3 separate regions of the Homo sapiens genome follow, and all the other regions are linked to region 1. A link is a contact called in ENCODE Hi-C or POLR2A ChIA-PET data. All regions are on one chromosome and are shown on one strand. Each heading gives the region's core, a stretch centred on a gene start or an enhancer-like site at or near the end of the contact. The rest is flanking DNA. Distances are from core to core; before and after follow the strand shown.

What was found. Hi-C counts contacts between places; a loop is a spot of excess contacts on that map. ChIA-PET counts read pairs that join two places held with the same protein, here RNA polymerase II (POLR2A). Pooled maps may share reads with other maps.
Region 2: a loop to region 1 is called in a map of CD4-positive, alpha-beta T cell, with 3 times the contacts of the local background. The contact joins two enhancer-like sites. A Hi-C loop is called at or near these places in 1 of 168 maps with a recorded cell type or tissue (CD4-positive, alpha-beta T cell) and 6 of 50 pooled maps. POLR2A ChIA-PET finds 5 or more read pairs at or near these places in 3 of 52 experiments (AG04449, CD4-positive, alpha-beta T cell and OCI-LY7).
Region 3: POLR2A ChIA-PET joins it to region 1 with 12 read pairs in WTC11. The contact joins the promoter of ACOT12 here to the enhancer-like site in region 1. POLR2A ChIA-PET finds 5 or more read pairs at or near these places in 3 of 52 experiments (WTC11 and activated naive CD4-positive, alpha-beta T cell).

Annotation. Positions count from the first base shown.
Region 1 is chr5:81,846,207-81,851,144 of GRCh38, reverse strand. No RefSeq gene overlaps it. Among named protein-coding and RNA genes, the nearest start is that of SSBP2, 98 kb to the right of the region's middle. Within about 2 kb of position 1,349, at least 4 of the 41 ENCODE cell types and tissues checked have a DNase peak (open chromatin) inside an H3K27ac peak, as active enhancers do.
Region 2 is chr5:81,535,731-81,540,565 of GRCh38, reverse strand. All of the region lies in intron 4 of SSBP2 (single stranded DNA binding protein 2), which reads left to right. Among named protein-coding and RNA genes, the nearest start is that of ACOT12, 140 kb to the right of the region's middle. Within about 2 kb of position 2,270, at least 3 of the 41 ENCODE cell types and tissues checked have a DNase peak (open chromatin) inside an H3K27ac peak, as active enhancers do.
Region 3 is chr5:81,390,794-81,395,632 of GRCh38, reverse strand. ACOT12 (acyl-CoA thioesterase 12) reads left to right here and starts at 1,499. Exons shown (of 15, transcript NM_130767.3): 1 at 1,499-1,645. The coding sequence starts at 1,519.

The DNA.
Region 1 (4,938 bases), core at 100-2,599:
AGAGTGCTGGAGCTCCTGGTGGCTTTCTCCACACTAGGCCTGTGTCGTCTCTCCTTTCCCAATCCAACTCCTTTTCCCTTACTCAGAGGGCATATTCTAGGGGGAAGCTGCCCTGTTCTTTGTGCTGCCTTCTCCAGGTGAAGGCTGATGTTAACACTGCTCTTCCTCCCCTTAGCGTTTTAGAGCCCCTGTGAACTGCTGAGAGGCCCCTTGGGATTGTCCTCCAGAGTTTCCCTCTCCTAACTGAGCATCTCCCAGGCATCTAGCCCTCTGTCGTGGGGGTGGGTGGACGGGAACTCTATTCCTTCCACATCAGAGAGCTTAACCACTCTTCCAACCCACCCATTCTCCTTTGGGAGTGCCGGGCTCATTTGGCCTCTCTCAGATGAAATCATATGAAGACATAAAAGGCCTTCCCTCTCCACCACCAGGTTATCCTGTCACCACATCGCAATGCAGTGCCATCACAAAGTGATATTGCATCAGGCCCAAGGATATTTTAGGAAGCTCTCAAGCTGGGTCCAACAAGCCTTCCATGCAGGCATCAGGACCACACTGCCAAATTCAAGGCTGCAGAGCTGCTGGGCAGGTGTCAGTGATGTCCTCTCTAGTCTCAGCTATTCTCTTCTCTATTCTCTACTCCACCTCCCCCACCTGCATGCCTTCCACCAGGCAGGTCCACTTTCAGACTCCCCCAATACTCTCTTTGCCCAGCTCCCAGAGGCCACTACTTTTGCTTTTCCTCCTGTTTTCTTTGCAAAGTGTTCCAGCACACCTTCTGATGTATTTCCTGTTTTTCTGCCTATCATGGTCACTCACTGAAACCTTAATTAATATTTGCTCATATTAACTGTAAATCAACTAAATTACACTTGGAGCTGCAATGGCTGCAGCACACACAGTCTCCAATTTGGGTGTCTGCATGCCACAGGCCTCCCCAACTTGTTGGACTTGGGTGAACTTTTCTCATTCCCTCAGACTCTGGATCTCCCAGCTTGGTTGGCACAAGGGCAGCGGCCAAGAATCCAGGCACCACCCTCAGCAAGTGCCCCTTCTCTGAGTCCTGCTAATGCAATCCAGCAGCCAATTGACTTAAATTCCTTCCGCTTTATTGTTCTCCATCCTCAGAGAGGCCAATCTCAGCATCTAGCGGGGCTGTGAGGCAGACCTCCTCTGATCCTGGAGTTGTAATCCCCCACTGCTGGCTCCTGCAGTTTTATTACAGCCTCCTTTTTTTCTAAGATTGACAGATATAAACCTCCAGTGTGGAGGCCTGCAACAGCACCCTTAAAGGCTTCTTTGTGTAGAAATGTAACCTTAGGGCAAAGTCGGCCCAGCTCCAGGAAGGGCACATTATCCTGCTACAGGGAAGTACTGTGCTGAGACAGACCTGGAGATTTCTTCTAATGGCTGGGGACCTGGGAACCTCCCAGGGACAATACCTTCTTCCTCTAAGTAGAATATAGGCTTGTCTAATTTTACTGGGAGTGGGAATGGGGGTGGGGGACATTGAAGGGAAGGGGATGCTGGAAGAGACCTGTAATGACTGTTCAGGGAACTCCACATGCAATTGGAAGAAACAGATATCCTTTTTTTCAGGGAGCGGGTCTCTAAATGCAACCACTTATGAAGCCCCCATGAGTGGAAGCACTGTCCGAGTCAGAGGGAGTTAGCACCATTTGCTTCTCTTGGAGCTGATGCTACGGTTTCCATTCCCAAGCAGAATGGCTTTGGATCATTTAGAGGATCTGATCTCTTTAGGCAGGTGTTGGGTTAGACACATTATTCCAAAAGCAAGGGTGAAAAGGTGCAGAATCTTAATTTACCATGCAGGATTATAGTCAGATTTAAATCAGGTAGAATCATTAAGGGATTTAGAGCCAGAGTCTTTTTCCAAAGAGAAAAAGGACTGAATAATTCTCTTTCGTTGAAGTATAGTGAGGTCAGGAGTGTAGCATCTTACGCTTGGGGTTTTCTTCCTCTAGCTTTAAAAGGTTGGCTTATACTTTCAGTCAGTCAATTAGAACAGTAATAGAGTATCAAATGTATATGATTAGGCATTAACTTCCATATAGACTAGTGCAAAAACTAAGAGATGAAGGTGTGTACCTGTCATTACAAAGGGCCCCCTATGGGAACTGGGACGGCACCTTGGTTAAGGGACAAGTGAGATGCAGCTAGTTAGAAAAGATGAATTTGGAATCAGGAGAGGTAAGAAACACATGAATACAATTTCTATGGAATCTAGTTGAGATGTGGGTGTTGAGTCCTACAGCTCCAGGAGCTGGAGTTACTAGTATAGAGAGGTTAACACAATGCTTTTAGTCAAAGTTTTTGAAATACATATTCTCACAGAGTCAAGAACATGGACAGTGCAGGAAATGGAAAGGAGAAGATATCTTCAGATGGTATTTGAGATTACAGAATGTGGACAGAAATAAAAATACATATGCAATTATTTTTCCCCTTCCCTTTTCCTCCTAAATCTAGGCAGGAGTTTAACTTTGGATTGAAAGGCTCCCTGTTGTTCTTCCTCCTCTAGCTTCTCCTCTAGTTACCCCATCCACACTCCAGTTCTGGTTTTGAGCAGAACTGCAATTGTCCTTTGTACGGAATTGCATGAAATCCTGTGCTGGTTTTCTAATGTGGGAAAATGTCTACTAGGGAGGCTAAGACCACCAAACTAGTTTCATTATAACCCAAGGTACACTTAAATCCAGCCCTTCAGTGGTGGGCAACTGGCCCAGCAAAGTCTTCCTCTATAGTACTCATTAAAATGTTATTTACATTTTACAATATGGTCCCAAGCCATAAGTCGGGATTTTATCTTGGCAAATAGAAAAGAATACTCTTGTGACACCTGGGCCTGCAAAGTTTTAACTTATACGATGGACCCGTTGGTGATTTGCAAAACAAGATCACAGCATTTGAGAATGAGACCTTCATCCCATTTTGGTTCAGAGAAGTGAGGAAAAGGGAGGAATAAATGAAAAACATATGATCACAAATTTAAACTTATCAGCCAAATACATATTAAATTTACCTACCTCTTAAAAGTGGATTTAATGTGTGTCAAAAGTACAAAATGAACAACTGAAGAAAGCACATTTTATACTTTAGTCCTGAACCTACAGCAAAGGTAGAAAGTCTTCATAACTACACCCATTCTCTTTGCCTTAGAACTCTCATTCACATGACCAGATTCATTCCAGATCAACAACAGTACCACTAATCCCAGTCTCTTTTCGGTAAACCAAACTGTCTGAATTCTTACCTCAACAAGTCAAATTAAATTAACATTTTAATGATATGTTTCTGCCATTGTTCATGCTTCATAAAGTAACTTGCTTTATTTGACTCAAGGCAACAAGGCTAAACAAGCAGTTTTAAAAAATGGATCTTTGCCAGGTCTGGAAATTCAGTTTCCTTGAGTTCTTCTGAGACAGCAAAGATTCTTCAGAGACTATAAGCCCAACTGTACAATGCTACCACATTTCCAAGACTACCATTAAGAATTACAGATAGCACCAGTTATAAGAACAATTTTTTGCAACATCCTCATGAAGTCTAAATGAAAATCAGAGGCCATTTCTCAAATGGCAATAGGCCAAACATCTAAGGCCTCTGGAGATGCTTGACATCTTGCCATGTGTCATCACAATCAAATCCTGGGTGGGGTATTCTCATCTGAGTTTCACTGACTACCAGTAAGGGGCATGTGCAGAATAATAAATGATTCAATGATTAGTGCTCCAGTTAGAACCTAATGTGCCTAATAACATTCCAGGGAAGAGAGGATGGGAAATATATATCAAAGATGGCTTCAGCTCTTCGCCTGTCAACAGCCTGGTGATAGCGGGTTGGGGAGCCACCTTAATTCAGTGGTTTGTATGATTCTGGCATTATTGTGATTGCTATGTGGAACTCTCAGCTGAAAACAATTGAGTCCTTTCTCATCTGCAGAATGGTGAACAATGAGGTCAACTGCAGAGGATTTTTTAAAAGAAAAATTTAGGGGAAAGCAACTGCTTCCCTGACCCGAGAGAGCTTTTGTTGCCAAACAGCAATTTCAGACCCTAGCAGTGACACAGAACATTTGGTTTACTAAAGATGCCTGCCTCCCAAAAGATCACAGTAATATAAAATATTCTTTTTTTCCGTAACCAACAGGTAAAGCCGGAAGTTTTCTTGCCATCCATTTTCCAAGAAGACATGTGCCAGGCTATAGAGAAATGTCTCTGTACACAGAGACCCTCCAAATTTCTAAGTATATCAAGCAGCCGTCAACATTGTGCACCTAATTGTACTCTAAATATTAATCTAATCATGTAATTATCTAAATATAATCATGCAAATTAATAAATGCCATCACTTTTCAACACAAGCACTAACAGTTGACTTTCTTTACAGGGCCATTTTTCACAAAGAAACAAAGTTATTATCTCTTCACAGGATTTATTGCAGACATGACAATTAAAGAAAGCTGTAAGATCTTGCTTGTGATGTGAATACCAGGTGGATGGCTGGGCCCACTCACTAATCAAGTGATTTGTTCTCAGACAATAATGTTTAGGATTCTGATGCTTGCCTCAGCAAAATGGCAAATTATTATTTTTCAGAGACCTTTGACATTGTCCATAAATCATTGCAATGTTCAATGCTAAGTCCTCACATTCTCAGAGATAAAGAGAGCAAAGAAGGGAAAAATAATTTATAGCTCATTGTCTTAGTTCCTTTTGTGCTGCTATAACAGAATACCACAGACTGGGTAATTTTTATAAACAATAGAAGTTTATTTGGCTCGAGGAGCTGCATCTGGTGAAGGCCTTCTTGTTGCATCATTCATGGTAGAAGGCATCACATTGGCAAGAGAGAGTAAGAGATCAAACTCACTGCCTCAAGCCCTTTTATAATCAGCATTAATCCATTTATGAGGGT
Region 2 (4,835 bases), core at 1,021-3,520, 310 kb after region 1:
GATATGAATAGACATTTCTCGAAAGAAGACATTTATGCAGCCAACAAACATATGAAAAAAAGCTTATCATCACTGGCCATCAGAGAAATGCAAATCAAAACCACAGTGAGATACCATCTCATGCCAGTTAGAATGGCGATTGCTAAAAAGTCAGGAAACAACAGATGCTGGAGAGGATGTGGAGAAATAAGAACGCTTTTACACTGTTGGTAGGAGTATAAATCAGTTCAACCATTGCGGAAGACAGTGTGGCGATTCCTCAAGGATCTACAACCAGAAATACCATTTGTCCCAGCGATCCCATTACTGGCTATATACCCAAAGGATTGTAAATCATGCTGCTATAAAGATGCATGCACACATATGTTTATTGCGGCACCATTCACAATAGCAAAGACTTGGAACCAACCCAAATGCCCATCAATGATAGACTGGATAAAGAAAATGTGGCACATATACACCATGGAATACTATGCAGCCATAAAAAAGGATGAGTTCATGTCCTTTGTAGGGACATGGACGAAGCTGGAAACCATCATTCTCAGCAAACTAACACAGGAAAAGAAAACCAAACACTGCATGTTCTCACTCATAAGTGAGAGTTGAACAATGAGAACACATGGACACAGGGAGGGGAACATCACACACCGGGGCCTGTCGGGGTGGGGGGCTAAGGGAGGGATAGCATTAGGAGAAATACCTAATGTAGATGACGGGTTGACGGGTGCAGCAAACTTCCATGGCACGTGTATACCTATGTAACAAACCTGCACGTTCTGCACATGTAATCCAGAACTTAAAGTATAATAAAAAAATTATTGCTAAGAAATGGCAACAATTCTCTGAGCCTTCAGTGAGTCAAAATCTTTTTGCTGTTGGAAGGTCTTGCCTTGATATTGATGGCAGCTGACTGATCAGAGTGGTGGTTGCTGAATGCTGGGGTGGCTGTGGCAGTTTCTTAAAATAAGACAACAATGAAGTTTGCCACATTGAATGACTTTTCCTTTCACAAATGATTTCTCAATAGCATACAATACTGTTTGATGGCATTTGACCCACAGTAGAACTTCAAAATTGGAGTCAGTTTTAGTCTTAAACCTTGCCGCTGCTTTATCAACTCAGTTTATGTAATATTCTAAATCTTTTGTAATCGTTTCAGCAGTGTTCATAGCATCTTCACCAGTAGATTCTATCTCAAGAAACCACTCTCTTTGCTCATCCATAAGAAGCAACTCATCTGTCAAGTTTGATATCGTGAGATTGGCAGCAATTCAGTCACATCTTCAGGCTCCACTTGTAATTCTTGTTCTCCCTCTATTTCCACTACATTTGCAGTGACTTCTTCCACTCAAGTCTTGAACCCCTTAAAGTCATCCACAAGGGTTGGAATCAACTACTTCCAAACTCTAGTTTATGTTACTATTTTAATCTCCTCCCGTGAATCACAAATGTTCTTAATAGCATCTAGAATAATGAATTCTTTCCAGAAGGTTTTCTATTTACTTTTTCCAGACCCATCGAAGGATTCACTATTTGTGGCAGTTAAAGCCTTATGAAATATATTTCTTAAATAATAAGTCTTGAAAGTCAAAGTTACGCCATGATCCATGGGCTGCAGAATAGATATTGTGTTTGCAGTCAGGAAAACAACATCAGTCTCCTTGTATATCTTCATCAGAGCTCTTGGGTGACTAGATGCATTGTCAATGAACAGCAGAGGACTTCCGTGTAGCAGGTCTCAACAGTGGGCTTCAAATATTCGGTAAACCATTCTGTGAACAGATGTGCTGTCACCCAGGCTTTGTTGTTCCATTTATAGAACACAGGCAGAGTAGATTTAGTGTAATTCTGAAGGGCCATAGGATTTTCAGAATGGTAAATGAGCATTGGCTTCAGCTTAAAGCCCCCAACTGCATTAGCTGCTAACAAGAGAACCAGCCTAACAAGAGAATCAGCCTTTGAATATTTGAAAGCATGCATTGACTTCTGCTCTTTAGCTATGAAAGTTCTACATGGCATCTTTCAATAGAAGGCTGTTTCATCTACACTGAAAATCTGTTGTTTGGTATAACCACCATAATCAGTGATCTTAGCTAGATCTTCTGGATAACTTGGTGCAGCTTCTACATCAGCACTTACTGCTTCACTGTGCACCGTTTTGTTCTAAAGACAGCTTCCTTCCTTAAACTTCATGAACCAGTTTCTGCCAACATCAGACTTTTTGTCTGCTGCTCTCTTACCACTCAATTGAAGAGACTTAGGGCCTTGCTCTGTATTCGGCTTTGGCTTAAGGAAATGTTGTGGCTGGTTTGATCTTCTATCCACATCACTAAATCTTTCTCTGTATAAACAGTAAGGCTGTTTTGCTTTCTTATCATCTGTGTTTCACTGGAGTAGCACTTTTAATTTCCTTCAAGAACTTTTCCTTTGCATTCACAACTTGACTGTTTGGTACAAGAGGACTAGCTTTCGGCCTATCTTGGCTTTTGACGTGCCTTACTCACTGAGCTTGATCATTTTTAGCTTTTGATTTAGAGTGAGAGATGTGCAACTTTTTCCTTTTACTTGAAACACTTAGGGGCCATTATAGGGTTATTAATTGGCCTAATTTTAATATTATTGTCATTTTTAGCTTTTGTTTTAAAATGGGAGAGTGCAACTTTTTCCTTTTGCATGAACACTTAGAGGCCGTTATAATTTCAATATTGGCCTAATTTCAATATTGTTGTGTCTCAGGGAATAGGGAAGCCTGAGGAGAGGGACAGAGATGGGGAACAGCCAGTAGGTAAAGCACTCAGAACACACCCATCTATGGATTATGTTTGTCTTGTATGGGTGTGGTTCACGGTGTCCTACAATAGTAACATCTGAGATCACTGATAACAGATAATCGTAACAGATATAATGATAAAGTATTACAAGAATTACCAAATGTGACAGACCTGAATGAGCACATGCTGTTGGATAAATGATGAATGGAGACTTGTTCAAGGTATGGTTGCCACAAACCTTGAATTTGTAAAAACAAACAATAACAAAAACAACCACAATATCTGTGAAGTGCAATAAAGTGAGGTATGTCTCTATTCAGTGATGATGGGTTTTTTTAATCCCAGAATAAGCTGTCTCCTGTTTCTCATGATGGTCACTGAAATTTTGAAATGTCTTTCTAGAGTTAAGGATGCCACCTGTGGCCTAGTTGCAGAACAGACAAATTCATATGAGAATTGTCTCAGGTCTCATCAGCATTGTCTTCAGTCCAACTCAAAGCCTCCACCCCCATAAGAAGAAAAATAGGTCATCAGTAGTTAAGAAGATTTTTAGGTAAGTTAACCTTTAGATGTTCATCACAGAAATCCCCCCCAAAAATTTGGATTTTATTAAGCAATAAAGTCAGACAAGCCCAGTGAGATCAGAGCACGTTAAGGATATTAATCACAATCCCTCACTTTTTTGGAGAAAGTCAACTAACGAAATTTTTAAATGTTTCAAAATTCCTTTTAGAAAATGAATCTAATCTTTCCTAAAACAGAAATCAATTGCTACAATTTTTTTTTTTTTTGAGACAGAGTCTTGCTCTGTTGCCCAAGCTGGAGTGCAGTGTTGTGATCTCAGTTCACTGCAACCTCCGCCTCCTGGGTTCAAGCAATTCTCCTAGCTGGGATTACAGGCGAGCACCACCACACCCTGATAATTTTTTGTATTTTTAGTAGAGATGGTGTTTCACCATGTTAGCCAGGATGGTCTTGATTTCCTGACCTCATGATCCGCCCTCCTTGGCCTCCCAAAGTACAATATTTTTAAGATATAGCAACACATACTGTTTCAGTACCACAATATCTGAAAATAAGGTAATTTTTCCTGTCCTGTGATAGAGTTAAGCGCATAGGTGAAGTTTTTAAAAAGATCTTGTTTGCTTTCAAGTTTTGGCAATTGTGAATAAAGCTACTGTAAACATCTATGTGCAAGCTTTTGTATGGACTTGGTTTTCAACTCCTTTGGCTAAATACCAAGAAGAGCAACTGCTGAATCTTATGGTAAGAATATATTTAGTTTTTTAAGAAGTTACTGGGGCCTATCAGGTGGGTGGAGGTTGGGAGGAGAAAGGGGATCAGGAAAAATAACTAAGAGGTACTAGGCTTAATACCTGGGTGATGAAATAACCTGTACAACGAACCCCCATGACACAAGTTTACCTATCTAACAAACCTGTATGTGTACCCCTGAGCTTAAAATAAAAGTTAAAAAAAGAAGTTACCAGATTTTCTTCCAAAGTGGTTGTATCTTTTGCATTTTGAAGGAGAGTTCCTGTTGCTCCATATCCTTACCAGCATTTATGTTGTAATTGATCTACATATTGGCCATTCTAATATGCATATAATGGAATCTCGTTTTAATTTGCATTTCCCCAATAACATATTATGTAGGACCTCTTTTCATATGCTCATTTGCCATCTGTATATCTCCTTTGCTGAGATATCTGGGTCTTTGGTCCATTTTTATTGGGCTGTTTATTATTATTGCATTTTTAAAAGTTGTTTGTATATTTTTGTAACAGTTATTTATCAGATATGTCTTTTGCAAATATTTTCTCCCAGTCTGTGGCTTGTCTTCTCACTCTCTTGACAATGTATTTTACAGAGCAGAAGTTTTTTAATTCTAATGAAGTCCATGTTATAATTTTTTTTTCATGGAATCATGCCTTTGGTATTGTATCTTAAAGGTCATCTTGATTTTATTATATGTTATTATCTAGAAGTTTTATAGTTTTGCATTTTACTTGTATGTCTGTGGTCCATTTTGATGTAATTTTTCTAAAGGGTGTAAGGTCTGTG
Region 3 (4,839 bases), core at 250-2,749, 460 kb after region 1:
AATTCAATATCACCACTTTAGTCACCACTTTTTACCCAAAATAATACAACCCAGCCTAAATGCAAACTTTATTTCCAGTAATTTAATAAACTTCCCAAATATTAATACAGTTCACTCATGTAACTGTCAGCTATTGCTGCATAACAGACAACCCCCAAAATCACAGTGGCACACAACAATAAGTAGTTATGTCTCACTCAAGAGTCTTCATGTCTGCTGGGTTGCTCTGCTTCAGGCTGTGAGTCCTCCGGCTGGCTGAGATGCCTCTGCAATACGTGAATTCAGTCTGGTACCCAGATGCTAATAGGCAGCTACTTGACCTCATGGCAGAGGTCAGATGTTCCTGAGAACAGAAACACGGTGCTTCTAAAGGCAAGACTGGTGGTACACTGCTATCTCTCCACATTCCATTCTTAAGCAAGCCACATGGCCAAGTCCAAGGTCAATAAATGACTCTCACAGAGTTATTGGTAGATGGAGTGAATATATGATAATCTATCAATTCCTAAATTATGATTTCTCAATACAGAAGTCATTAAAAAGGCATTTTCCAAGGAGGAGTGCCAAAAGCGATGTAATAACGTTATCATTGAAATAAGTGTATAGCTACATAATGGGACCATCTTGGATGCACAAGTTTTTGTTTGCTTTTAAAAGTTATTTTAATGCCTTTTATATAAGTCAGACTTCATGCTTGCCTCAGTGAAAACATGCAATTCCTATTTATGATTGGATTGTCCTGAAACCTATACACAGAGGCTCCTAAAAGCTATCAAGTCAACATTTCCTTATTTCTTCACTTTCATTTTAAAAAAAATCTTTTAAAAAGGAAAGAAAAATACCAGAATCTCCATTCTGATGTCGCCATGCTGAGGCTTGGCAAGCCAAAAATATAAGGATGAAAAGGCACCACCAATTCGTGAGAGTCGGCTAGGCTTCTTCGTGCTATTCCGGACAGTCAGGAGCCCTGGGTTCCAGCCAGGTGATCGGGTCGCTTATCGGCTCCTATCACCTCAGCTGCTTGCTCCACTTCTCCGGGTTTCCAGTTCTCCATCGTAAATGTGCTCCCTGGAGCAGCCTCCCCTGACAGTCAGACATCCACCAATCCATTAGATGCTGGAGGTTTTCTGGAGACACTGTTTCCCTAATGAGGACTGCTTTGTACAGTCACTGATAGCAGCTCTAGAAAGTGTAACAGCTTTTTTATCTCAAAAGCTGTTCCTCGCGCTCCGGCTCTCGGGGAGCCGCCTTCCAGACCTGTCTACCCGGGAGCCCCCTCCCCGCGCACTTCCCAGACTTCTCCTGAGACCCGAGAGCGCTGGTTTTCCCCCACTCGCGATAGTCCTGGGATGACAGTGCGGGCCCCCTCACTCGCAGCTCCCACCACCTGGCGGCCAGGGGTTCGCGGCCCGGGCGGGCGGCGCCAGTGCCCTCTGGAGCTGGGCGGGGAGGGCGGGGCGGGCGGAGCGGGCATGGTGGGGTGTCGGGGGCCGCAGGCGTAGCGCTCTCGCCCTGGCCATGGAGCGGCCGGCGCCCGGCGAGGTGGTCATGAGCCAAGCCATCCAGCCGGCGCACGCCACTGCGCGCGGCGAGCTGAGCGCGGGGCAGCTGCTCAAGTGGATCGACACCACCGCCTGCCTGGCGGGTAGGCGGGCGCCGGGGCTGCGGGGAGGCGCGGGACCGGGGCTGCGGGAGCGGCGGCGGCTGGGGGCTGGGGGGGGTAGGAAGGCGAGGAAGGTACTTGCGGAGAGCTGAACCCTGCGCAGCCAGGGATAGGGGTGTTGCAACAGTGCGCCCGCGCTGGGCATGGCCGAGACCGGTGGTTCCCAAATGTGTGGCTCTCGGGACTCCTTCATTCCATTAAACAAGTGAGGAGCCCAGAGAGCTTCTGCGGGGTTTTTTGTTTGTTTGTTTGTTGTTGTTGTTGTTGAGCTCTCTCCCGGGCTGGAGAGCGGTGGCGCCATCAGAGGTCGCTGCAGCCTCGACCTCCTGAGCTAAAGCGATCCTCCCACCTCAGCCTCCAGAGTAACTAGGACCACAGACGCACGCCACCAGGCCCAGCTGACTTTGGGAGTTTTGTTTTGTTTTGCTTTTGTAGAGATGGGGTCTCACTATGTTGCCCAGGCTGGTCTCAAACGCCTGGACTCAAGTGATCCTGAAGTGTTGGGAGGCCCCAGCCTCCCAAAGTGTTGGGATTACAGGCATGAGCCACCGCACCCAGGCAGCTTTTGTTTATGTAGGCTATTTATATCACATTTACCGTAATGGAAATTTAAAATTTTTAATTATTTTTAAAAAAGAAATGGACTACATTGTTAGCATAACATTTTTAATTAAGAAATAACTATTTTCCACAAGAACAAAAGTGTAGCGAGAGGAGTGGTGATAAAGGTTACATCCTGGCGAGTCTCTCTAAGGTCTGGCTAGTGGAGGATTGCTGACTACTCATACCTGCTTCTGCATTCACCCTGCTGCTACCACACCCTTATGTAGTCTCTGGAAAACTCCACTGTGTTCTTGTGACAGAATGACAGTAAAAATGGCAAAAACATTTATTAAGGACTGAATTATATCCCCCACACCACCCACCGAAATTTATACACTGAAGTCCTAACCCCTGGTGTGACTCTATTTGGAGTGAAGAATTAAGGCTAATGAGGTCATAAGAGTGGAATCCTGGTCCCATACAATTAATGTCCTTATAAGAAGAGACACTGGAGAGCTTCTCTCTGCCATGTGAGGCCACAGCAGGAAGACAGCCATCCACAGGCCAGGAAGAGAGCCCTCACTAGGACCTACAATGGGCAAGCACCTCGATTTGGAACTTCCCTGCCTCCACAATTGTGAGAAATCAATGATTCGTTTAAGCCTTTTTTTTTTTTAACAGGATTTGAGATTGGTTATATTAACAATGGAAACATGAATACAAAATTAATCCACACATAGGAAAAAAGAATAATACATAAACCACTGAGGTTGCTAATAATAATGATGCCTGTTTCCAAGGCAACTGAATACATTATGAGACCACTGAAGTGACTTTTAGTTACCTTGCTTAGTGCCTCTGTCTTGTGATGGAGAAACAATGGCCCACCTGCAATTGTCATCATTTCTATGACCTGACATCTTTGGAAACCATGGAAAGATCCAATTGACAATCAATTACTCTATACCTTAATAGTTACATTACTATTAGTAGTATAATATTAATAACTGATAATGTTACTAATATTAAGAAAACCTGTATGATAAAGTTGGTTTGGGCAACATGAATAACGCCTGTGTTAAACACTTTATGGTGACCTGAGGCACCACATAAGCAGGGGACATTATTTAGCCAAGGTGTAACTGAATCTGTGTAGTAATATAAAACTGATTTCTCTGGGATTTTCTCAGAGTTTTTTATAGGCCAGCATTATCTCTTTAGCCACATTACTGCAATCCCAGTCATGGCCCCCAAGGCATTTCTATGACCCCTAGGCACTGCTGGATTCCAAAATGTCTTCTCAATATTTAAAGAAAGATGAAATATTCTCACTATCCTTACTTCTGTCAGTGGCCCCATTATTTTTCCAGTCCCTTAAGTCTAAAGTCTTGAAGCTATCTGAGTAATCCTCTATCTCACACGTCCATGTATTATTTTGGAACATCTCACACACACGGTTTTTTATTTGTGAATCTTTTCCAGGGTTTACTATCTCTGGAGTGGCACCCAACTCATCTAGTTGAGCAAGTCAAAAGTCTAGGAGTCATCCTTGATATTTCTCTCTCCACCTTACTTCTCACTTCACATACTCTATGCATGGAGCAAGTCCTATCAGTGTTACCCCCTAAAGGAGTCTCTGAAATCCAAGCACTTTGCTGCACCCCCATTGCGACCATCTACTCCAAGCTATCATCATGTTTCATGCAGACTTCAGCAGTGATTTCCAAACTCATCTCCATTCGTTCTGGTCTCCTCTCCACACTGCTTCTAAAGTAATCTTTGAAGATGCTAATCTGATTGATCATGTCATATGTTTTGTTCATTTTTCCCTTTCTTTTCTTCACCAAGGGCTTTAAGGATTTTTCTAAGATGTTCAAGTGCTTCCTACTAAAAAATCTCCCACAGATAATAATTATAAACTCTGGGCAAAACACTAAATAAAAGAGACTTAAGGCAGGTGAAAAGTGAACAAAAGTAGGCTTATAACACTTGAAAGTTAACACATGAAAGAACAAAGTGGTGTTGGCTTTTTCTGTGTTTGTTTTATAAATGACTTGAAGCCTGAAAGAAAATGCCAGTCTGCTCCCAGCTATAGTTCTGATGGAAAACCCACAGGCTTGCTGGTTTGAAGAGCCCAAAGACAGGGTTTGGGAAAAGCACAGCTACTGAATGAAATACAAAAGGGAAAGTTCCAGAAAGGAAAGAGCCAGAGAGACAGAGCCCTAAAATCTATCTATAATCTTTTCCCAGATATCTGGCAAATCTTGAATCATGTATACATAGGACAGACTCCAAACCTCCTGGTTGAGGCCAAAAGAACTGAAAATAGTTGTGCCCATCTCTAGGTAGACAGATTATAGTTTTGGTTTGGTCAGGTTAACTGCTTGCTTTAAAAAACAAAACCAAAAACAAAACCAACACTTTTCAGAGAAACACAGTTTCTACAATGGATCACTCACAATGGCTAGGATATTATCCAAAATTACTTGAAATACAGAGGGAAACATGATTTATTCTTAAGAGAAAAGATGATCAATGGAGATTCATCCCTAGACAACCCTGATGCTGGAATTAAGCTTCAAGGATTTTAAAGCAGCTAGTATAACTGTGCTCAATAATATAATTAAAAATAT